Linked DNA regions of Homo sapiens: region 1 is linked to region 2. Evidence: chromatin loops called from intact Hi-C (ENCODE). Cell type or tissue: Caco-2. All regions are shown on one strand. Each heading gives the region's core, and the rest is flanking DNA. Links, peaks and the distances in the headings are about the cores only. Region 1 overlaps FAM168A (family with sequence similarity 168 member A). Region 2 overlaps PAAF1 (proteasomal ATPase associated factor 1).

What was found. Peaks named below come from ENCODE experiments on the same cell type or tissue, not always from the same donor. Only the 100,000 strongest peaks of a DNase experiment are listed, where the experiment ranks them.
Region 1: a loop joins it to region 2, with 12 times the contacts of the local background. A loop is called at or near these places in 8 of 110 quality-filtered maps.

What each region holds. Positions count from the first base shown.
Region 1 is chr11:73,399,112-73,410,638 of GRCh38, reverse strand. It overlaps FAM168A (family with sequence similarity 168 member A), which reads left to right. Exons shown (of 8, transcript NM_015159.3): 6 at 978-1,152; 7 at 2,996-3,126; 8 at 3,895-10,152. The coding sequence ends at 3,108. Among named protein-coding and RNA genes, the nearest start is that of RELT, 28 kb to the right of the region's middle. In Caco-2, for the core only: a CTCF peak has its summit at 6,403; DNase peaks (open chromatin) are centred at 6,378 and 7,688.
Region 2 is chr11:73,926,749-73,938,275 of GRCh38, reverse strand. It overlaps PAAF1 (proteasomal ATPase associated factor 1), which reads right to left. Exons shown (of 12, transcript NM_025155.3): 12 at 7,162-10,991. The coding sequence ends at 10,914. Among named protein-coding and RNA genes, the nearest start is that of DNAJB13, 19 kb to the left of the region's middle. RefSeq lists enhancers at 847-1,481, 11,375-11,527 and a silencer at 5,404-5,654. In Caco-2, for the core only: a CTCF peak has its summit at 6,797 (motif pointing right); a DNase peak (open chromatin) is centred at 6,805.

The sequences.
Region 1 (11,527 bases), core at 1,591-9,590, 530 kb after region 2:
TGAAGATTTCTGAATTAAGATGATCTCAGGGGCTCCTGTTTACTTCCCCTACAAGTCAGTGGGCCAGTGGATTGTGGCAGCAGGAAGCAGCCATGTGATTCAGGCATTGGGAGTCACCTTGGACCACTGTCTTCTTCATCCTTACCTTTTTACCTAAAGGGAAATAGCTAGTTAAGAGACATCCTGGAAAATGCTATCCATGTATGCCTTTTTTTTTTTTTCTTTTTTCTTGAGACGGAGTCTTGCTCTGTCACCCAGGCTGGAGTGCAGTGGCGTGATCTCAGCTCACTGCAACCTCCGCCTCCCGGGTTCAAGCCATTCTCCTGCCTCAGCCTCCCAGGTAGCTGGGACCACAGGCATGTGCCACCATGCCTGGCTCATTGTTTTGTATTTTTAGTAGAGATGGGGTTTCACCATGCTGGTCGGGCTGGTCTCGAACTCCTGACCTCAAGTGATCTGCCTGCCTTGGCCTCCAAAGTGCTGGAACTACAGACGTGAGCCACTGTGTCCAGCCGCCATTTTTTTTCAACATGTACTTTTTTTTTTTACAACATGCACTTACACCATTATGATACTACTACTAATTATCCTTTTGTGTATGTGTTCTGGAGTTTACCAGCCCTGTTCACATGCTTGGTAACTGATTGATTGTTATTCCTAACTTTAAATTTTAGGCAGCTTATAAAAGTTCATTGCAGTAAGATAAAACATTTTAAAATGCTAAAACCAAGGTTAAGGGAGTAGAGCTCTTATCCCATTAGATCATCATAGCAGCCTTATGAGCAAGGCAGGACAGGATTAGAGCCTTATTTTTCAGACCAGAAGCTGAGCCCAGCACTGCACTGACCACAGTCACATAGTAAGACAAGCAGAGCCCCAGCTGGGGTCCGGACCTTGTGTCCTTCAGCCAGTGCTGCTCTCTCCATATCCCACCTACCTCTCCAAATGCCTATGTGACCTCAGCCTCTTTCCCCCAGGGAGCCTACTACACACAGCCGGTGTATGCTGCCCAGCCTCATGTCATCCACCATACCACGGTCGTCCAGCCCAACAGCATTCCCTCTGCTATCTACCCAGCACCTGTTGCCGCCCCGAGGACCAACGGTGTGGCCATGGGCATGGTGGCAGGCACCACCATGGCAATGTCAGCAGGTGAGGGCAGCATCTGCATCAGTGTCCATCCCTTTCCTCTAGGAACTCAAAACGGAGCAGAGAACACAGTCATAGAATTGGCTGCAGCACAGCACAAGAGATCCTGTGCCAGGGGGCTTGGGAACCCAGAGGAAGGAGCCTCTAAATCTGTCTATGGGGATGAGGAAGATTTCACCAAGAAGGACGTATCGAGCTAGGCCTTAAAGGGTGAACACAGGCTAACTAGAGAAGTGAAAGAGGGAAGGGTGGTGCAGAAAGAACATGAACATGGCATGTTCACAGAATGGAGGAATGGAGCCAAGGCCCTTCGGAAATAGGGGCTTGGAGTTGGAAGGTGGCTGGATCGCTAGCAAGGATAAGATGGTGGAAAGTCCTGAATACCTTGTGGTACCTCTGTTGCACACAATGGGGGTCAAGCAGGGCAGGGATGTGGTTAGGTTTAAACATTCTCTGGCTGCAGAGTGGAGACAGGATTAGAAGGGGTGATCTGGAAGCAAGTAGGTCAGTGAGGAGGCTGTCAGTGTACTTTAGGGGAGAGAGATGATGCTAGCACTCCAGTAACAGCAGGGGCGCCAAAAAAGAAGACACAGGGGCAATGTTCTTTATTAGGCAGGAGCTTAAGGACCTGTGCAATAATTATAATAATTATGAGGGATGACAAAAGCAGAAGTCCCCAAGGACTGTTAGGTTTTTTTTTTTTTTTTTTGAGACAGGGTCTTGCTTTGTCACCCAGGCTGGAGTGCAGTGGCACGATCTTGGCCTACTGCAGTCTTGATCTGCTTGGGCTCAAGTGATCTTCCCACCTCAGCCTCCCAAGTAGCTGGGACCACAGGCATGCGCCACTACACCCAGCTAATTTTTGTGTTTTTTTGTGGAGGCAGGGTTTCACCATGTTGCACAGGCTGGTCTTGAACTCTTGGGCTCAAGGGATCCACCCACCTCAGACTCCCAAATACTGGGGTAACAGATATAAGCCATTATGCCTAGCCTAGAGACCCAACTTTTAAAGAACCAGCTAGGATACCATCTGAGGTAAGAAAGTACAAGGGGTAGAGTGAGCATTTGGATTTTATTCTGTCCCTAACGTAAGGGTATGGTTGAGGCCTCTTACTCCTCAGATCAAGTTGGCAAACTGTTGGATATCTACTCAGTGCCAGCCTTGTTCAGGTCCTGGGAACCCAATATCAATAGATCAGATCAGAACACTGTCCTTAAGGAACACCCAGGTTAGTGTGGGAAACACAGCCACAGACATCACAATTACTACTCAGTATGATTGTGCAATAAGAGAAGCATACAAAGAAAAGTAAAAGGAAGGCCGGGCGTGGTGCCTCATGCCTGTAATCCCAGCATTTTGGGAGGCCGAGGTGGGCGGATCACTTGAGGTCAGGAGTTCGAGACCAGCCTGGCCAACATGGTGAAACCCCATCTCTAGTAAAAATAAAAAATCAGCCGAGTGTGGTGATGGGCACCTGTAATCCCAGCTGCCCAGGAGGCTGACGCGGGAGAATCGCTTGAACTCAGGAGGCAGAGGCTGCAGTGAGCTGAGATCGCGCCATTGCACTCCAGCCTGGGCGACAGAGCGAGACTCCGTCTCAAAGAAAAAAGGAAAAGGAGGACTTAGAATAGTCATTGATTCTGTCCTCAAGCATCAGAAAAAATTCCCCTAAGGAGGTGAAGCCTGGTGAGGTGGAGAAGGGCAGAAAACAGGTCATCAGGAAGGCGAGGGAGATGGGGGATTTGGGCAGAGGGAGCAGCCATGTGAAAGACTGTAGCTTCATCCTCTTCATTCCTGTGTCTGGTGCAGCCTCGTCAGGTTACTCTTCTCTCTCTGGATGCTCAGGTACCCTGCTGACTACACCCCAGCACACGGCGATTGGGGCACACCCTGTCTCCATGCCAACATATAGGGCCCAAGGAACCCCTGCGTACAGCTACGTGCCCCCACACTGGTAAAGCCTGCAGCCCATCCAAGTGAGTGTGGCCAGGGTGAGAGAAGTGGGAGGGGGATACATACAGGAACTGCCTCAAAGTCCCTGGTTTGGGTCTGGAGCACAGGTGTCAGCTAGGGCAGGTAACAGCTGTCAAGTTACCAGTTGCTTTCCTGCTCCAAGGTCCATAATATCACTCTTAATAATAGCTATCACTTCTGTTGACTGCTTGTTGAAATCTAAATAATAACAGAAATAATAATAGCTATCCCTTTGCTTATGTTATCTCATAATCCTTATAGTTGCTCTGTGAAATAAGGATCATTAGCTCTATTTTACAGATAAATATGTAGTTAAATATCACTTAGCCAGTAAAAATTAAGCTAGGGCTTAAACTTCAGTTCTCTAGTACTAAATTCTGTGCCATTTACCTTATGGTCTTCGGACTTCTTTTAACTATGGGCCCCATTCTTCAAATGAACTCTTGCCCAGATCATATGTTAAGAGCTTTGGTTGGAGCTATTTGGAGGCTTTGGGCTGACCCAGACCTCTGGCTTCCTTGGTCCCCTCAGCAGCTCCTGAGGCAGTGACAGTGAACCATAGGGCTCCAGGGATGTCACTTTGAAATCCTCTGGCCCCCCACATCATCTGGCCTCCCCCATCTCCTCCAGGGCTCTTGGCACCAGAGCACAACAACTTCCACAGGCGGGAGGCAGGCAGCTTCACTAGGAAGGCACAGCGGGCTCCCGAGTTGAGGGGAGAAGCCTCCTGAATATCACTGACACTGTTTCTTTCCCCTTTCCCTCTGCAGATCTGGAGTCACACATTGTATGCAACTACTCAAGTCTTACACCGGTGCTGGAGCAGTTCCCTAGCAGCACCACCTCTATTTGCAAGAAGAGACAACGGAAGTGCAAGGGTCACTTTATGCATCTTTAATGGTTTTGATTTTTATTTTTGGTTTTTGTAAAAGCTGCTTTTTCTAATCTCCTGCCTCTCCCCAACTGTCCCCCTCTTAGCCCCTGCCCTTCCAGCTCTATCCCCTTCCTCCTACCTGACCAGGCCATGTCCTCTCTGCTCTTCCCTAAGTGTCCTGTCCCTGGGGATCCCAGTCTAGAGGCAAGCAGAGAGTAGGGTTTATTGCAGTGGTTCATCTGAAGGCTGGATTCCATTTGAAGAGCATAAACAGATGTGGTCCAGGGTAGGAACTCAGAGCTGTTGAGCAGGCTACATCTCTAGGGGAGTGTTCTGGTTGTTTTTTCTTAAGCAAGATTAGTTCAGGACATTCCCATGTCCCAGACACAAATGAAATGTCTCCTGAGAACCATTGCAACAGACCAAGAACAAAACCACCTGAGTATGTAGGCGTGTTATTAGCAGCTTAATACCCCAGGCTGAGAACCTGGGGAAAAAAGTCTTTAGAATTTGGGGGAGGGTGGGGGGAGGGAGGGCATTGTGGGGAAGGAGAGGGAAGAAGGGAGGAGCGGTGCTTGCCTCATGGCTTTGGTTTGAAAGGTCTCTGGCCAAAGCATCTGGCCCTGGACCTTCTGATTTGCACAGTGATGTTAACTGACCTGGCACTTCCTCAAAAGGTGATTTTGTCCTTAGACCTGCCAAGCGGCTGCAGGGTGGTAGGATCCCAGCATCCCGAGGCCTTGGAAGGCCGGATGCCCTGTGTCATCCAGACTTCAGCCTCTGAGCTGTCATGGACCCACTCTGATGAGGAGCTTCCTCCTGATTGGAGTGGGAACCTAGGGCATTTCTCTCCCTTTTCTTTTGCCCTTCCCAGTGCCAGGACTCACCTGTCTGACCATAGAGCTTGCAGGCAGGCCAAGCTCTTGGTTACCTGTGCCATTCATGGCCCAAGTGAAGGAACCACATTCCAGGTGGGTGCTGGCAGCTCTGAAGGTGAGGATAGTGAAGGAAAAGCAATAGCAATAAACATTTCATAGACTCATGGAACTGAAGGGACCTTAGCAATCATCTCATCCATTTCCCTATTTGGCAGATGAGGAAACTGAGGCCCAGAGAAGCGGAAAGGACTTCCCTAGACCTTACAGTAAATTAGCATTAAATGCAGCCTTCCTACCTAGTGGGCACCTTGCTTACAAAAATTTACCTAGGGACGGATTGGCTTGGTTTTGTAAAAATTAAGTCGGCAGCGCCCATACCTGGTGAGTCTGGAATGGTCTCTGGGCTCCTGTTTCTGCTCTTTTCCTCCACGGACTCCAAAGGCGGGGGTTGAAGACTGGGCAGAGGCTACATGGGGGCGGATGGCAGGAACAGAAATTGCAAATGAAGAAATAGCATTTGGAAATTCTGTGAAGACATCTGGAACTTCCGTCCTGTACCTGACTCCACCTCCAGGAGAAGGAGCAGGTGGACTGGCCGAAAAGGAGAGGCCATGCTTTTAGGACAGTAGCCCCTCATCCCGAGAGGAGAGGAAGAGGAGGAAGACAGTGGGAGTCATCAGGAGAGGAGAATGAGGATGAGGCCCAGGAGACAGGCTCATCTGGGAGAAGAGGGACCCCTGGGACGAGGAGGTCCCTGCTAGTCTCAGCCAGGAGCCTGGATTGCCCAGCAGCAGCCTCCGGCACCCAGCGCTTGGCTGGGCCAGCAGCCCCTCTGGGGGTGGGGCACGAACATTTTATTGTAAAAAATGGGATCATTGACAACATTTGGGACTTTAAAAAACTGCTTTCATTTAAAATTCATGCAAACTTGGACATATCCTTACCCCAACCTCCCATGTCTCCCTAAGGGAGGGAAAAATCAGGAAACCCTTGGGTTGGAAGGAGCTCAGAAGCTGTCTAGCCATTCCCAGGAGGGTAAAGCCCATCAGCCTCCTTGGCCTAGAGCCAGGAGTTTGGGGGCCCACCTTCCTGGGCTTCCAAGGAACTTTAGGACCAGTAAGAAAAAATTCAGCTGTTCTAAATTATCTGTTCTGGGTGCTGATGAGGTTTCACTTTAAAACAATAGAAAGTTTTCCAGTGTTAATTCACTTTTTGCAAATACCTCCTTCCACCCTCTTTGGTTTTGTAAAGGTGGGTGAAGGTTGTTCTAGATTATGTCATACGTGTTTGAAAAATGCCAAAATAATAATAATGATAATAATAATAGAAACCTTTGGATTTGTCAGGTGCATCACAGAGGTCAAAGCACTTCACGGCCTTTCATGTACTCGCCCTGAGAGGGACAGGGTTAGAGTTATTACAGTCAATTGACAAATGAGGAAACAGGTTATGGAAGGGAACAGGCCCACAGTGAGCAGCATGCTGGTATCCGCTAGGCTTCCCAGAACCCTGCTGCCTCCATGTGGGCTGGGGTGGAACCACAGAGAGGAGAAAGGAAGAAGAGGAGACCTAGGAATGACCTTGTAACTTTTGTTCTTTCAACACCAGTAAGTAAAACTAACAGCTGGACCTCACAGTTCACAGAACAGTTGAACATAAATTATCTGGTTTAACCCGATGAAATAGAGGTTATTTCTCCTATTTGATCCATAAGGAAATCAAGGCTTGGAAAAGTCAAGTGACTTGCTAATAAGTGACAGAGCCACTCGAATCCCAGGCTGTCTGCTGTCTCGTTCCCCTCCATCTGATCCCCACACAGGCTCACGTACTGAAGCATCTGTGCTCTGTGCCCTATCTTAGCACCTACTATGTAATTCAAGAGCAAAGGGGGGCCCCAAGGTGAAAATAAGGCACTGAAAGGCTGTGGTCTGGAAGAGCCCAGGTCCAGCACCCCTTTTTCAGTATGAGCCCCAGTTCAGCCGGCCTCAGCCTCTTGCTGTGATGGAGATCCACAAGCCTAGCCAAGCTTGGGGAGTCACTGCAAAAGGACTGAGCCCAGGAGAGCGGGGACAGTCATGTGCCTCTGGTAGGATGGGCACAGTTACTGGTAAGGTCACAGAGATCTAGTGGGAGGTACCATAGGTAGATACCTCCAAAGATTCTAGATGGCACGGTGGTCAAGCTAGACAAAAAGTCAGAGCTGGAAGGGCCGTCTCATTGAAGGCAGGCAAGCAAGAGAGGACAAGGGATGTAGCCGCCTGACAGTGAGCTACAGCACTGGCCCCAGGATGCAAACCCCTCTCTCCTCCTCATGCCACTGCCTCTCCCCAAGTGCAACACCTATGGCCAGGATCAGGGGTACAGATGGCTCGTTACCAGCCAACCCTTTTGAATTCTTCTACTTCTACCTGACCCCCTCTCCTCACTGGCCTGGGGTCAAGAAGTTTGAGTCTGGGAGCTGGATTGCCTGCAAATAGTGAAAGCCTGAAACATAATGGTTTGCCATGTTTTGAAAAAAAATGCATATTTAATTTCTTCCTCATGAGATAGGACAGTTGCTGTTCTTTCTTACCTGGCAATGACCCTAAAATGTATATCCTCTTTCCTGAATATTTAGCAGAGACACACACACCTGTCCAGAGCGTTTTTGGTATGCAAAGTACTTTGACATTGGTTGCCAAAGTCCTCCATTTTATAGATGAAAAAACTAAGGCTCAGGAGGCTTGAGACTTGCTAAAAGGTCACACAGCTTGGAAGTGATTCTTCAAATCCTCTGCTCTTTCTGCTGCCACCTGCTGGGTCTCTTGGCAAGCATGGAGGGAGGGGCTAACTGTACTTTATAGAGCTGGGAAGCCCAGTCTCTGAGCTGAGCAGATTTGTATGAACTGCTTTGGGCCAGGACCTGTAATGAGCCCTGGGGAGGGACCCAGAGGCACATCTAACTGGCAGCACAAGGAGGATGAGAATTTGCAACTAAAGGCCTCACTTGGACAAAACACTTTGGGGTCACAATGCCCAGGACCGAAGACATGTTCAAGGACAGCACGAGGCATCTTTCTATTGGGAGACCCATGTCCTTGGTAAGCCTGCACACCTGGCTTCCTAATCCCTGAGAGCCTGCCCACTGTCCAGATCCAGTGAGTTGGTACAAAACGTACAGACTGAAGTCCCTGGGCTTGCTTTTCCCATGGGTGAGGACCAGAACCAGACTCTGAGCATCCTTACCCCTGGCCACCCGAATTGTTCCAAGTTTGAGGTACCCCGTTCCCAGAGATCTGGGGGTCCTTCTTTGGAGGGCTTGCTTTGTTCTGATGGCCTTCAGAAAGGAATCACATGAAGTATAAAAGGACAGGCCCCTTGGTCACCAAGTTTTGGCTCCTCATACAGATAGGACTCATCCAGGTTCCCAGCGAGGCACTGACTAAGCGAGGCTCAGAGCTTCCATATCAAATTCCTCAGCTTTGTTCTGTGCCCAGAGGGGGTGGGCCCCATTCTGGGCCCTGTGAACTTTGTCTTATATATCACCATCTGTATCAGAATTCCTCCTCAATTGCAGTTAAGTGAAAATACGTGGAAGTCTGCTTTTCCATCCTGTATTCTCCCACATCACTACTGGCTGTGCGGCCCCCGCTGCTTGCCAAGCTTGGGAATCCAGAGAGGGGCAGTAGTAGAGTGGGCCAGTTGGGACCCACCCGCAGAGCTGAAGAAACACGCCAGACTAACTGATGGGATTCCACACCGGAGCCTCTGAGCGCACAGGCAGGCATGCCAAGGGGGCTGCAGGGTTTGTCCTTTACTTATCTGCCCCTTTCCTAGAAAACTCCTCGTTTCTGAAATTAGGCATTATATGGTTCCAGGACCCAGCCTTCAAAATTCCTGGCAGGCCAGCTTCAACATTCCATGGCCAGCCCTGCCTAAGCCAGACTTGGGTCCCAGTCCCTCAGTCTCTCCAGTGGATATCTTCTGTGGTGCATGCTGTTGAGTCCAACCCAAAGGCCAACCGAGGCACACAGGAGTTGGGACTGGCTGCCACAAAGCTAGAAAGGGACAAAACAGCACTTGCTTCCCTATGGCCACATGGATAGTCCCTGGATATCCTTGCTGTGGTAGAGGTCCTCTACCCATTCCAGCCACTGATAGCAGGGGGATTTTCCTTCCTAAGGAGAACAGATGTAACAGCTTTGCAAAGTACCGGCCCATAGGAATCAAATGGGTGAGATCAGCTTTGGGCCTGACCCCAGCAAGACCAGCATCTCCAGACCCCAGCCTTTCTCCTCAGGCCTAAGAGAGTCAGGGAAAGAGAGGAGACTGTCCCAGAGACCTTCTCCTCGGGTCAGCCAGATAGTCTGGATCTATGGTGTGACTCAAGCTCCTCCTTACCCAGGGGGGGTAAGGCCAGGCCTCTAGCTACTTGGAGTTGTCTGTAATAATCTTGAAAGGCCCAAGGGCCTGTCCCCATCCTGACTTAAAGGCATCTGCTTCCCTGTTTCATATCACATGACAGAGAAACCTGTTCTCATGGCATGTAACATCCCTGTGAAGAGAGCGTTGTATATGATTTTGTATTTTTTAATTCATTTTAATCTACAGGTTGGAATCTAATTTTTAAATTTTATTGGAACTCACATTTTAAAAAGAAATAAAATTTAAAATAATAATAATAATAATAATAATAATAATAAACCTTTGACCAGTGTCTTCCAAGTAGTTTGATCAAAGAATTTATAGGTGTTTTCAAAACACAGTCCGGAGTGTAAAGATTGGAAAGCCCCATGGCCTTGCCTGTGTGTATGAAGTGTAAATCTGGTTTTGTTTTGTTGTTTTGGATTCTTTTGGGTTTTTGTTTTGTTTTGAAGATCAGACAGTGATCACTCTGAAAGATTGAAGCCAAGAATTTGTAACTATGGTATTTACTGTAAGCTGTAGAACACTCAATAACTATTAAAAAAAAAAATTCCCCCCCAAAAAAAAGTCTTAGGTGACTAGACTGAGTGGTTCTTGGGGAGGGAGGCACAGAGGACTGTCCTGGGCCAGTGAGTCCCTTGGGCGTCTCCCCAAGTTGATGCTAAATTTGTTCTCAGTAGTCAAGAAAAACCTATGGTACATCTTACAGCTGATCTGACAGGGGTCTGCCCTAAGGGTCTCACAGCTGCTGGGGAGCTTTAAGTGGCAACTTCAGCACCCACCCTAAGTGTGTGATGTGGGAGCACAGTGAGGCCATTCAGAGTTGAAATCCATTGAGCCATCCGCGCAATAAAGCTGACATCTATTGTGTGGCTGGTGCCTGCTGCTCATGTTTGTTAAGGCATTCGGTCCTCACAGCACACGTGAGGTGAGCCCTGTTGTTAGCACCATCTTAGATGGGGAAGCTGAGGAGGGTAAGTACCTTGGCCGATGGTACAGAGCTGGTGAGAGGCAGAGTTAGAACTCACATTTGGCACTTGTTCTGGCTCCATAGCCCACGCACCAAGCCCCATGTTCTGCCCATCTCAGAGCAAGCAAGGCCCGAGTTTGTTTTGTTTTGTTTTTGTTTGTTTTTGTTTTTGAGACAGTCTCTCACCCAGCTGGAGTGCAGTGGCGCAATCTCAGCTCACTGCAACCTCCACCTCCTGGGCTCAAGTGATCCTCCCACCTTAGCCTCCTGAGTAGCTGGGACTACAGGCGCACACCACCACTCCCAGCTAATTTTTGTATTTTTTTGTAGAGGCGGGCTTTCACCATGTTGCCCAAGCTGGTCTTGAACTCTTGGGCTCAAGCGATCTGCCTGCTTCAGCCTCCCAAAGTGCTGGGATTACAAGTGTGAGCCACTGAACCCAGCGCCCTGAGCTTTCTTAAAAGATGGATTTGTCAGATGGGAAACCAAGGGGCACTTGGTGGTTTGTGGTTACAGAAAAAGGACAGCTGAGGGAGGCTCTGGCGCCTTCATCCAAAGCAGTCCCATCAAGTGCTATCAGTTTTGCCTCCTAAACATCATCTGAATCTCTTATCTCCCCTCTGGGTGAAGCCACTGCCCTAGCCCAGGCCCAGGCTTCTCTTACTGGGTTATCTGTCCACCATTCCTTCCCAGGGCCGGGCCCCTACAGTTCATGCTCCACATCCCCATAGCTATACCTCCAAGAACTCAGCCTCCTCACCTGGAAAGGAAACAGGCCAAAAGAGGCCAAGTAGCTTGGCTCACACTGCAGCTGAAATGAAAACTTTTAGGCCTCCTTACTCTCTAATGCCTCTCACCAAATCTCACCGTGTGCCTCCACCCAGCCTCCCTTCCTGTCCTTGATCCAATATGAAACCCACCCCCAGTGTCCGAGGGGGCACCTCTGGCCACAGGCATTGTTGGGGCTGAGTCACCATAGTCAGTTTCTCCGGTGCAGGAAGGGATTTTCTCCCAGAGGGAGGCTCAGCTCCAGGTCACAGTGGCAGAGCTGAGGGCCAGGAGCAGGAGGGGAGGTGGAGACTTGGGTCCCAGCCCCTACCATTCTGGCCCATAGGGAAGAGGGGTGGAGCACAGAGGTCAAGCTCAGAACTCTTCCCCTCAGTGGTCAGCCCAGAACCCCACCCTGTCCTCCAGCTCCCACCTCCGCGTGGGCCTCTTGAACTCAAGCGCTGACAAAGCTTCAGGGATTTAGATGGAACAAGCCAGAAAAGCTTCCA
Region 2 (11,527 bases), core at 1,831-9,830:
CCCAGGCTGATCTTGAACTCCTGAGCTCAAGTGATCCACCCGCCACCACCTCCCAAAGTGCTGAGATTACAGACATGAGCCACCACACCCAACCAGTCAGCCTCTTACTCCCCTCAAATGGAAACATGTTAAGAAAGCATCTGGCCGGGTGCACTGGCTCAGGCCGGGCGCAGTGGCTCACTTGTAATCCCTGCACTTTGGGAGGCCAAGGCTGGTGGATCACCTGAGTTCAGGAGTTCGAGACCAGCCTGGCCAACATGGTGAAACCCCGTCTCTACAGAAAAAAATACAAAAATTAAACAGGTGTGGTGGCAGGGGCCTGTAATCTCAGCTACTCGAGAGGCTGAGGTAGGGAGAAATCACTTGAACCCAGGAGGCAGAGGCTGCCGTGAGCTGAGATCATGCCATTACACTCCAGCCTGGGCAACAGAGCGAGACTCCGTCTCAATTAAAAAAAAAAAAAAAAGAATCTCACATCACTCATATAGGGAAAAAGGAGTGCTGTGTTTAAAATCTCATCTCTCCTCGCTCTCCCTCTCCCGTCTCCCTCTCCCTCTCCCGTCTCCCTCTCCCTCTCCCTCTCCCTCTCCCGTCTCCCTCTCCCTCTCCTTTCCACGGTCTCCCTCTCATGCCGGGCCAAAGCTGGACTGTACTGCTGCCATCTCGGCTCGCTGCAGCCTCCCTGCCTGATTCTCCTGCCTCAGCCTGCCGAGTGCCTGCGATTGCAGGCGCGCGCCGCCACGCCTGACTGGTTTTCGTGTTTTTTTGGTGGGGACAGGGTTTCGCTGTGTTGGCCGGACTGGTCTCCAGCTCCTAGCCGCGAGTGTTCCGCCAGCCTCGGCCTCCCGAGGTGCCGGGATTGCAGACGGAGTCTCATTCACTCAGTGCTCAATGGTGCCCAGGCTGGAGTGCAGTGGCATGATCTCGGCTCGCTACGGCCTCCACCTCCCAGCCGCCTGCCTTGGCCCCCCAAAGTGCGGAGATTGCAGCCTCTGCCCGGCCGCCACCCCATCTGGGAAGTGAGGAGCGTCTCTGCCTGGCTGCCCATCGTCTGGGATGTGAGGAGCCCCTCTGCCTGGCTGCCGAGTCTGGAAAGTGAGGAGCGTCTCTGCCCAGCCGCCATCCCACCTGGGAAGTGAGGAGCACCTCGTCCCGGCCGCCATCCCATCTAGGAAGTGAGGAGCGTCTCTGCCCGGCAGCCCATCGTCTGAGATGTGGAGAGCGCCTCTGCCCCGCCGCCTCATCTGGGATGTGAGGAGCGCCTCGGCCCGGCCGCGACCCCGTCTGGGAGGTGAGGAGCGTCTCTGCCCGGCCGCCCCGTCTGAGAAGTGAGGAGACCCTCCGCCTGGCAACCGCCCCGTCTGAGAAGTGAGGAGCCCCTCCGCCTGGCTGCCACCCCGTCTGGGAAGTGAGGAGCGTCTCCGCCCGGCAGCCACCCCGTCCGGGAGGGAGGTGGGGGTCAGCCCCCCACCCGGCCAGCCGCCCCGTCCGGGAGGGAGGTGGGGGGCTCTGCCCCCCGCCCGGCCAGCCGCCCCGTCTGGGAGGTGAGGGGCGCCTCTGCCCGGCCGCCCCTACTGGGAAGTGAGGAGCCCCTCTGCCCAGCCAGGAGCCCCTCTGCCCAGCCAGCTGCCCCATCTGGGAGGGAGGTGGGGGGGTCAGCCCCCCGCCCGGCCAGCCGCCCCGTCCGGGAGGTGAGGGGCGCCTCTGCCCGGCCGCCCCTACTGGGAAGTGAGGAGCCCCTCTGCCCGGCCAGCTGCCCCGTCCGGGAGGGAGGTGGGGGAGTCAGCCCCCCGCCCGGCCAGCCGCCCCGTCCGGGAGGGAGGTGGGGGGGTCAGCCCCCTGCCCGGCCAGCCGCCCCGTCCGGGAGGTGAGGGGCGCCTCTGCCCGGCCGCCCCTACTGGGAAGTGAGGAGCCACTCTGCCCGGCCAGCCGCCCCATCCAGGAGGGAGGTGGGGGGCTCAGCCCCCTGCCCGGCCAGCCGCTCCGTCCGGGAGGGAGGTGGGGGGGTCAGCCCCCCACCCGGCCAGCCGCCCCGTCTGGGAGGGAGGTTGGGGGGTCAGCCCCCCGCCTGGCCAGCCACCCGGTCCGGGAGCTGAGGGGCGCCTCTGCCCGGCTGCCCCTACTGGGAAGTGAGGAGCCCCTCTGCCCGGCCACCACCCCGTCTGGGAGGTGTACCCAACAGCTCATTGAGAATGGGCCATGATGACGATGGCGGTTTTCTGGAATAGAAAAGGGGGCAAGGTGGGGAAAAGATTGAGAAATCGGATGGTTGCCGTGTCTGTGTAGAAAGAAGTAGACATGGGAGAATTTTCATTTTGTTCTGTACTAAGAAAAATTCTTCTGCCTTGGGATCTTGTTGATCTATGACCTTACCCCCAACCCTGTGCTCTCTGAAACATGTGCTGTGTCCACTCAGGGTTAAATGGATTAAGGGCGGTGCAAGATGTGCTTTGTTAAACAGATGCTTGAAGGCAGCATGCTCCTTAAGAGTCATCACCACTCCCTAATCTCAAGTACCCAGGGACACAAACACTCTGCCTAGGAAAACCAGAGACCTTTGTTCACTTGTTTGTCTGCTGACCTTCCCTCCACTAGTGTCCTATGACCCTGCCAAATCCCCCTCTGTGAGAAACACCCAAGAATGATCAATTAAAAAAAAAATAAAATTAAAAAGAAAAAAAAAAAAAAAGAAAAAAGAAAAAAGTCCTCCCATAAGGAAAGATGATCAATTCTTATGTATCGTTCTAGGGATATAAATATTCAGGAGGCTTTTCAGAATAAAAGTTAAATCATTTAAAAAAAAAAAAAGAAATAAACTTACTTGAATTAAAAAAACAAACAAAAAAAATCTCATCTCTAACTGCAGAAGGAAAAGCTTGGTTCCCTGATGGCATTTCAGATACTAGTGCCTAAGATATTGAAGAACTTTCCTGGGTCTCTGAAACCACACTGTTACAGAGGATGGCCTGCCTTGAAGTAGCTCTTTCATATTATTTGAGGCAAAAGGCTTACTTTAGGTGTATTTGGAGTAAGTAAAACACGCTTTTGGAGGTGGGCCAAAGGACAGAAAAGTCAATTAAAGAGCTAAAAAATAAACTGCAAGTTTTGGGTAAATTGAGTGGTCAGAAAGTGACCAAATCTTCATGCTGCCGAGCTCACCTGCCAGTTGTATGACTTGAAGCAAGCTTGCTTAATGGCCCTAAGCCTAAGTTTGTTCGCATAAATGGGATTATTAACAATCAACTGTAACACAGGGTTGGTAGGAAAATACATAAAGTTATAGGTGGCCAGGTGGGCCCAATGGATCCTCCTACTTCAGACACTTGTAATCCTAGCATTTTGGGAGGCAGAGGCAGAGGGTTGCTGAGGCCAGGAGTTCAAGACCATCCTGGGCACCATAGCCAGACCCCGTGTCTACAAAAAAATTAGAATAATAATAATAAAAGTTATAGGAAAGCATGTAGCATATAGAAGATGTTCCTTCAGCCTTGAGGCAGTAGACTCAAAGACCAGGTTCAAATCCTATCTGTTAGCTACTAGTTTTCTGACCTTAAACAATTATTTCTTAGCCACATTTTCCTATTTACAAAATGAAAATATGGAATTACCCTTTTTTGCATTACCAAGCCTTCTTTTGAATTTTAATTTACATTTGTTTAATTACTAATGAAGTTGAGCATCTTTTCACGTTTGCTGGTCATTTGTTTCACTCTTACCACTAGAAAAGAAATGTATTAAAATGAAAATCCAGAGGGTTGGGAGAAGGCCTTGCTCAGCCTAGGCCTGGCTGAGGTGGAGGGAGAGAGGAAGACCTCATCTGAGTGACAACCATGTGTGCAGGGGGAGGGTAAAACAGGAGATGGGCTGTGTACTGGCAGGTTGGTTACTCACAGAGGTACTGTGGATTATGAGAGGTATTGAGGATTATGAGAGGCAAGTTCCTCACTGTTGAAGAAAGGAAGTATATACGTGGAAGGCTAAAATAAAACCTGTGGAGGTGGGCTGGAATTGGAGACATCAGTGTGAACTCATGCTTTTTACTATAGAACGATGGATGTGGAAAGGGCCATTCATGTACTGTCCCCGATAGGGCCCCGAAGCAGGAACACTCCAGTAACAAAGTATACTAGCGCCCGGATCTTGGTTTCTGAATACCATTATCTACTAAATGGAACCAAGGCCGCATACACAAGTGACTGGTTCTAGGGATGGGGCTGGAAAAATACAAGGTGAGGCTGGAACATCTTGTGGTACCAGAAAATATGGAAGTGCTCAGAGAATGATGGGAACGTGTCAAAAGGACACAGGATCCAGCTTGAAGGAGTGTCCACTGGCCAAACTGGAACAATTTTAACATCAAAGTAAATAAAAGTAAGAATGAGTTGTAATCATAGAATATGAATCCATGAGTAGTCCACACTGATATATCTACGAATGAACAAACAAGCAAATGACTAAATAAATAAATGGGGTAGAAGGGAAAGTTCTAACTTATGGTAGAATGCTAATTATAAATATAGAAAGAATGATGGAATAAGAAAGTCACCCTTTGGCAATTATTAATAGCATGGGAATAACTCATTCAGACAAGAATCATCTAAGAATGCTAAAACTAGTTGACGCAAGTTTCATGGGAACAGGATATTTATATAGTTTCAAAGTAGCTCCCCACAAAATGCTTATTAATTTTCTGTGGAGAAACTTGGAAGACACCATTTTAACCACCTTAACATCAACAGACTATAACTTTAAAAATGGAAAAAAACAAGGACATGGCTGGGCGCGGTGGCTCACGCCTGTAATTCCAGCACTTTGGGAGGCTGGGGCAGGTGGATCACCTGAGGTCAGGAGTTCACTTCACTAACATGGTGAAACCCTGTCTCTACTAAAAATGCAAAAATTAGCCAGGCGTCGTGGCACATGCCTGTAATCCCAGCTACTCAGGAGGCTGAGGCAGGAGAATCGCCTGAACCCAGGAGGTGGAGATTGCAGTGAGCCAAGATCACGCCATTGCACTCCAGCCTGGGCAACAAGAGCGAAACTCCGTCTCAGAAAAAAATAAAATAAATAAAAAACAAGGACATGGAAAAATGAGAACCCTCGTACACTGCTAGAGAGGATGTAAAATGGTTACAGCCACTTTAGAAAACAGTTGGCAGCCCCTCAAAAAGTTAAATATAGGTACCATATGACCCAGCAATTCCACTGTTAGGTATATACCAAATAGAACTGAAGGCATATGTTAACGCAAGAACTTGCACATGAATGCTGCTAGCAGTGTATTTCATAGTAGCTAAAAAGTGGAAACAGCCCAAATGTCAGCCCATTCATCAACTGACGAATGGATAAACAAAATGCGGTATATCCATACAATGACATATGTCAGGTCTCTCCAGAGAAGGCGGACAAATAAGATGTGTACGTTCTGTTTTCATATAGATACGTGTGTGTATGTGTATATATACATAGAAAGAGAGAGAGACATTTAAGGAATTGGCTCACAGGAAGCTTGGCAAATCCAGAAACTGATAGAGTAGGCTGATGGTCTGGAGACTCAGGGAAGAACTGCAGTCTGAGTCCAAAGGCAGTCTGTTGACAGAACTTCTTGCTTGGGGGACAACAGTCTTTGTTCTATTAAGGTCTTCAACTGATTGGATGTGGCCGACTCACACTATCACACTATGGAGGGTAATCTGCTTTACTCAAAATCCCCTGATTTTAGTTTATTCATTTATTTTTTGAGACATGGTATTGCTCTGTTGCCTAGGCTGGAGCTCAGTGGTATGATCATGGCTCACTGAAGCCTCAACCTTCTGGGCCCAATCGATCCTCCTACTTCAGCCTCTTGAGTAGCTGGACTTGAGTAGCTTGCCTGGCCCCAAAATTCACTGATTTTAAATGTTCATCTCATAAAAAAAAAAATACCTTGAAAGAAACATCCAGAAAATTGACCAACCATCTGGGCACCATGGCCAGTCAAGCTGACACATAAAATTTACCATCACAAATGGTAATAAAGTAATAGAATGTAACATTTACATATTACTCTCAAATGAGTCAGAAAAAATATAGCATATATAACCTGTGTACATATATACAGAAAGAGAGTGATAAAGCAAACATAATAAAAAGTTGACAACTGGGCTGGGCACGGTGGCTCACGCCTGTCATCCCAGCACTTTGGGAGTCTGAGGCGGGCGGATCATTTGACGTCAGGAGTTTGAGACCAACCTGGCCAACACGGTGAAACCCTGTCTCTATTAAAAATACAAAAATCAGCCAGGTGTGGTGGTGCACCCTTGTAATCCCAGCTACTCAGGAGACTGGGCAGGAGAATTGCTTGAACCCGGGAGGCAGAGGTTGCAGTGAGCCAAGATCGCACCACTTCACTCCAGCCTGGGCGACAGAGTGAGACTCTGTCTCAAAAAAAAAAAAAATTCAACAACTGGGAGATTCGGGTGAGGGTGTACTGAAATCCTTGATGCTATTCTTTTTTATTCTTTTTATTATTTTTAAATATTTCTCATGTTTGTTTCCTATCCTTTGTACTATTTTTGCAATTTTTCTGCAAGTTTAAGGTTATTGGCAAAATAAAAGTTAAAATAGAAAAAGAACATAAAGTATATGCACAAAGAGTATTGTTTAGAAAAGAAATCTACCTATTGTGAGGCCTGTGCCTGGTACCAAGTACATGCTGAATAGCTGCTGCTGCTGCTGCCAGCTTTTCAGGTCTGGAGAGAAAGGTTATTTCTCATAAGAAGTCACAAGGGGGCATCCCAAAGCCAAGAAACACCATCTAGCACAGAAGTTCACTGAGTCTGTAGAGCTGTCGGTGTCCTACCGTTCCTTACCCAGAATGCACTCCTTAATCCTAAAGAAAAAAAAGAAAAAGCTTTGTCTGCTAAAAGCAGGGGCTCCTTCCTTTCACAGTGGACAAGGCTATGGAGCACCTGAGAGCTGGTCTCCTTTCCTTCTGTTTGGGTCTGGATTTCAGAGCAGCTGTCAAGGGTCACTGCATATATCACAACCAGGACATCGACTCTGGAGACGTATGAAAAGGAGCGGACGAATGTGGTGGCAATGTAGAAGAGTGAGCCCTGGAATGAGAACTCACAGACATTCACGTGTTGTGTGTACTCAGCCATATCCCTCCTTATCCTCTTTTCTTTTAATTGATTTTTAATTGTAAATGGACAATTTATACTTGTTTATAATTATGGGCCACAAAGTCCTATTGTGACTTATAAATACAATATGGAATAATTAAATGAAGCCAGTTAACATATCCATCACCTCAAATGCTTAACATTTTTTGGGTTGAGAACATTTGAAATTTACTCTTAGCAATCTACCATGCTATGCAATAGATCTCAAAACACAATATATTCCTCCTGAGACTTTGCACCCTATGACCATCATTTCCCCATTCCTCCTCCCCGAGTCTCTGTAACCACCATTCTACTCACTGCTTCTACATATATAAATATATATATATACATATATATATACATATTTTTTTTTTCTTTTTTGAGAGAGAGTCTCGCTCTGTTGCCCAAGCTGGAGTGCAGTGGTGCAATCTCAGCTCACTACACCCTCCACCTCCTGGGTTCAAGCAATTCTCCTGCCTCAGTCTCCTTAGTAGCTGGTATTACAGGTGCCCACCACCACACCTGGCTAAGTTTTGTATTTTTAGTAGAGACAGAGTTTCCTCATGTTGTGCAGGCTGGTCTCCAATTCCTGGGCTCCAGCGATCCACCCACCCCAGCCTCCCAAAGTGCTGGGATTACAGGCGTGAGCCACCACGCTGGTTCTTCCACTCACTGCTTCTATGAGTTCAAATGTTTCAGATTCTACAAATAAATGACAACATTTCTTCCTGTTTTCTTTTTTTCTTTTTTTTTTTCTTGAGATAGAGCCTCGCTCTGTCGCCCAGGCTGGAGTGCTGTGGCCCGATCTCAGCTTACTGCAAGCTCTGCCTGCCAGGTTCACACCATTCTCCTGCCTCAGCCTCCCAAGTAGCTGGGACTATAGGTGCCTGCCACCATGCCTGGCTAAATTTTTTTGTATTTTTTGTAGACAGGGTTTCACTGTGTTAGCCAGGATGGTCTCAATCTCCTTACCTTGTGATCCGCCCGCCTCGGCCTCCCAAAGTGCTGGGATTACAGGCGTGAGCCACTGCGCCCGGCCCATTTCATCCTGTTTTCTTTTTTTTTTTTTTTGAGACGGAGTTTCACTCTTGTTGCCCAGGCTGGAGCGCAATGGCGCAATCTCAGCCCACCACAACCTCTGCCTCCCGGGATCAAGTGATTCTCCTGCCTCAGCCTCCCAAGTAGCTGGGATTACAGACATGCGCCATCATGCCCGGCTAATTCTGTATTTTTAGTAGAGACGGGGTTTCTCCATGTTGGTCAGGCTGGTCTCGAACTCCTGACCTCAGGTGATCCACCCGTCTTGGCCTCCCAAAGTGCTGGGATTATAGGCGTGAGCCACCATGCCCAGCCTCATCCTGTTTTCTTAATCTGACTTCTTAGATGTTCCACCTGGAGCTCCTAGGATTTAATGTTTCTAAGTTCTGGAATATGTCCATTCTGGTCTACCTGACCCTGTCACAAACTGCACCTTGAAATGAAATTGCTCTAGTCACAAAAGTCTCTTGCTACCTGCCTGTGATTACACAGTGCAGCAGAAGGTGCTGTCCAAGGTCCAAATGAAGCCTCTGGTATTTAATGTATTGAGTCTCAGTTTCCTTATCGGAATAAAACAAATAATAACATTCGCTTTTTGAGTCTTGTAAGAATTAGATATATAAATATAGTATCTAGAACAGAGTAGATATTAAATGAATTGCAGTATTTTCTTTTTACACTTTGGTTTAAGTAACAGGGTGTTGTAGAAAAAAATGGGATTTAAAGTTAAGACAAAGTTCCTGGTTGAGTGCCGTGGCTCATGCCTGTAATGCCAGCACTATGAGAGGCCAAGGTGGGAGGAATACTTGAGTTCAGGAGTTTGAGACCAGCCTGGGCAACATGGTGAGACTCTGTCTCTACAAAAAATTTAAAAAATTAGCCGAGTGTGGTGGTGTGCACCCATGGTTTCAGCTACTTGGGAGGCTGAAGTGGGAGGATTGCTTGAGCCCAGGAGGTTAAGGCAGAAGCTGTAATCATGCCAACGCATTCCAGCCTGGGCAACAGAGCAAGACCCTGTCTTTAAAAAAAAAAAATTTACATGAGAATACGCCTTTAAAAACTCTGGTGGCCGGCCGGGTACGGTGGCTCACACCTGTAATCCCAGCACTTTGGGAGGCCAAGGCAGGTGGATCACAAGGTCAGGAGTTCGAGACCAGCCTGGCCAACATGGTGAAACCCCATCTCTAATAAAAATACAAAAAAAATATTAGCCGGGCATGGTGGTGCATGCCTGCAGTCCCAGCTACTAGGGAGGCTGAGGCAGGAGAATCGTTTGAACCTGAGAGGTGGAGGTTGCAGTGAGCCAAGATCGCACCAGTCTGGGTGACAGAGCGAGACTCCGTCTCAAAAAAAACAAAAAAAAGAACTCTGTCAACAACATTATTACCCCAGCCAGAAATGACCTTCCTCCGTTAAATAAATAAAAATCTTAATCTGCATGTCCCAGCTCAAGTGTTACATCTTTCAAGAAACTTTTCTCTAATAATCTCAAAAATATAAATAATATGGTATCCATATTCTGGACATTGTTAAAAAAGAATGAGGAACGTCTACATGTACTGAGATGGAAAATCTCAGAGACATTAAGTGAAAATAAGCCATGGAATACATACATTATGATTCCATTTTTATGTTTAGAGAAAAAAGGAGGTGACCATGCCATTCTCTTGCTTAAAACCCTTCAGTGGTTCCCCACTGCCAACCACGTAAAGTCTGAGCTCCTTAGCTAACATTCGTGCTCCTTCACTATTTGGGCTCTGCCAACCTCTGTGGCCTCATCTCCTACAGACCGATCTTGTCATTTTGAGCCCTGGGTTCCAGCTGTGACTAAAGTGCCCTCCACCATCTCTTCCTCTAGATCAGTGGCTCTCAAGCTTTAGCATACATCAGAATCACCTGGAATGCTTGTTAAAATACAGACTGCTGGCTGCACCCGTAGAATTTCTGATTTAGGTCTAGGATTGGGCCTAACAATTTCTATTTCCTGTCAAGTTCCCAGGTGATACTGATGCTGCTGTTCTAAGAACCACACTTTGACAGCCAATGCCTTTACAATGCTTATGATTCAGTTTCCTCACCTACATATAGGCTGACCAATCATGTTGGTTTGAGACTGCCCCAGTTTTGGCATTGAAAGTTTCAAGTCACAGAAAACCCCTTAGTTCCAAGCAAACTGGGACAGTTGGTTACCACCTGCATAAGAATCTCTCCCAGGTGGCAGCTTACAGGACATTTATTGCTACTGCCAAGCAGGCCTTCTCTATGGCCAGGCAACAGGGAGTGCTGAGGAAGGAATTCCATCGTCCTGACCAACTTTTTGCTGGAGTAAGAGTATTTAACAAAGTTCTTCATATTCAGGCACCTCCAAACATATTTTCTTTATTTCCTCCAGAGAACAGGCTTTAGTACTGAGGTCCTTGTAAACATTTAACAAAACTGGTTTAAGAACAAACTAAAAGCATCTATATCCTTGCCCTGTGTTGCTGGGGTGAGTTTATACAAGGAGAAGTTGGAACAAATGCAGTGGGCACAATGACCTTCTTACTCAGTTCAAAGTAGGTCTTGGGATGAGAGTTCCACACGGCCAGTACAGCTGACTTTCTGTGATTTCCAAGGGGTGCCCAAGACATTAAACGCCATGGTCCTTGGGAAGGACTGATGATGTTTCTGCTCATTGTTGATCAGGGTCAAACCTTTTCACTAACCGGGACTGCTCTTTCCAAGAAGTCAGAGGTCAGAAAGCTGGTAGCGTCGTACAAGACCGTCTCGACAGCATGTGTAGATCTGCTTCTCCCATGTGGCTACCTAAAACACAAGAATTCACAGTTCAAAGGAAGCCTGGGATTCTTCCATTTCAAAAAGATGGAGGCTTATGATTGACACACACTAGTCCCATGGAGTCTGAGAAGGCTTTATGAAGGCAACAGAATTACATCCATAATTATGTGCTTACAAAAATTGTTGGCCCATAGTGATGGATGCATCCCAATCACCAATGGTTGGGATGCACCATGACTATATAACAGAGAAACTAATTGGCCCAAGTGGAAAGCAAACCCATTAGTATTGTTCAGGTTTAGCACAGATGGTCTGCCTCTAGGGAGGAGATGGTTCAGAGATGGGCTTGACTATTCTTGAACCTTATAAAATTGGATGCAAAAATGTTCTGAATATGTGTCTTTTTTTCTGAGGAGGATTTCATCAACTCCTCAAGGAAAACAGCATGAATTCTGGAGTTAGTCTCAGCTTTACTACCAACTAGCTGCATGACCTAGGGCAACTTTCTCAACCCCCCAGGCCCCAGTTGCCTCATTTGTACAATGGAAATGTGTTGATTCAAA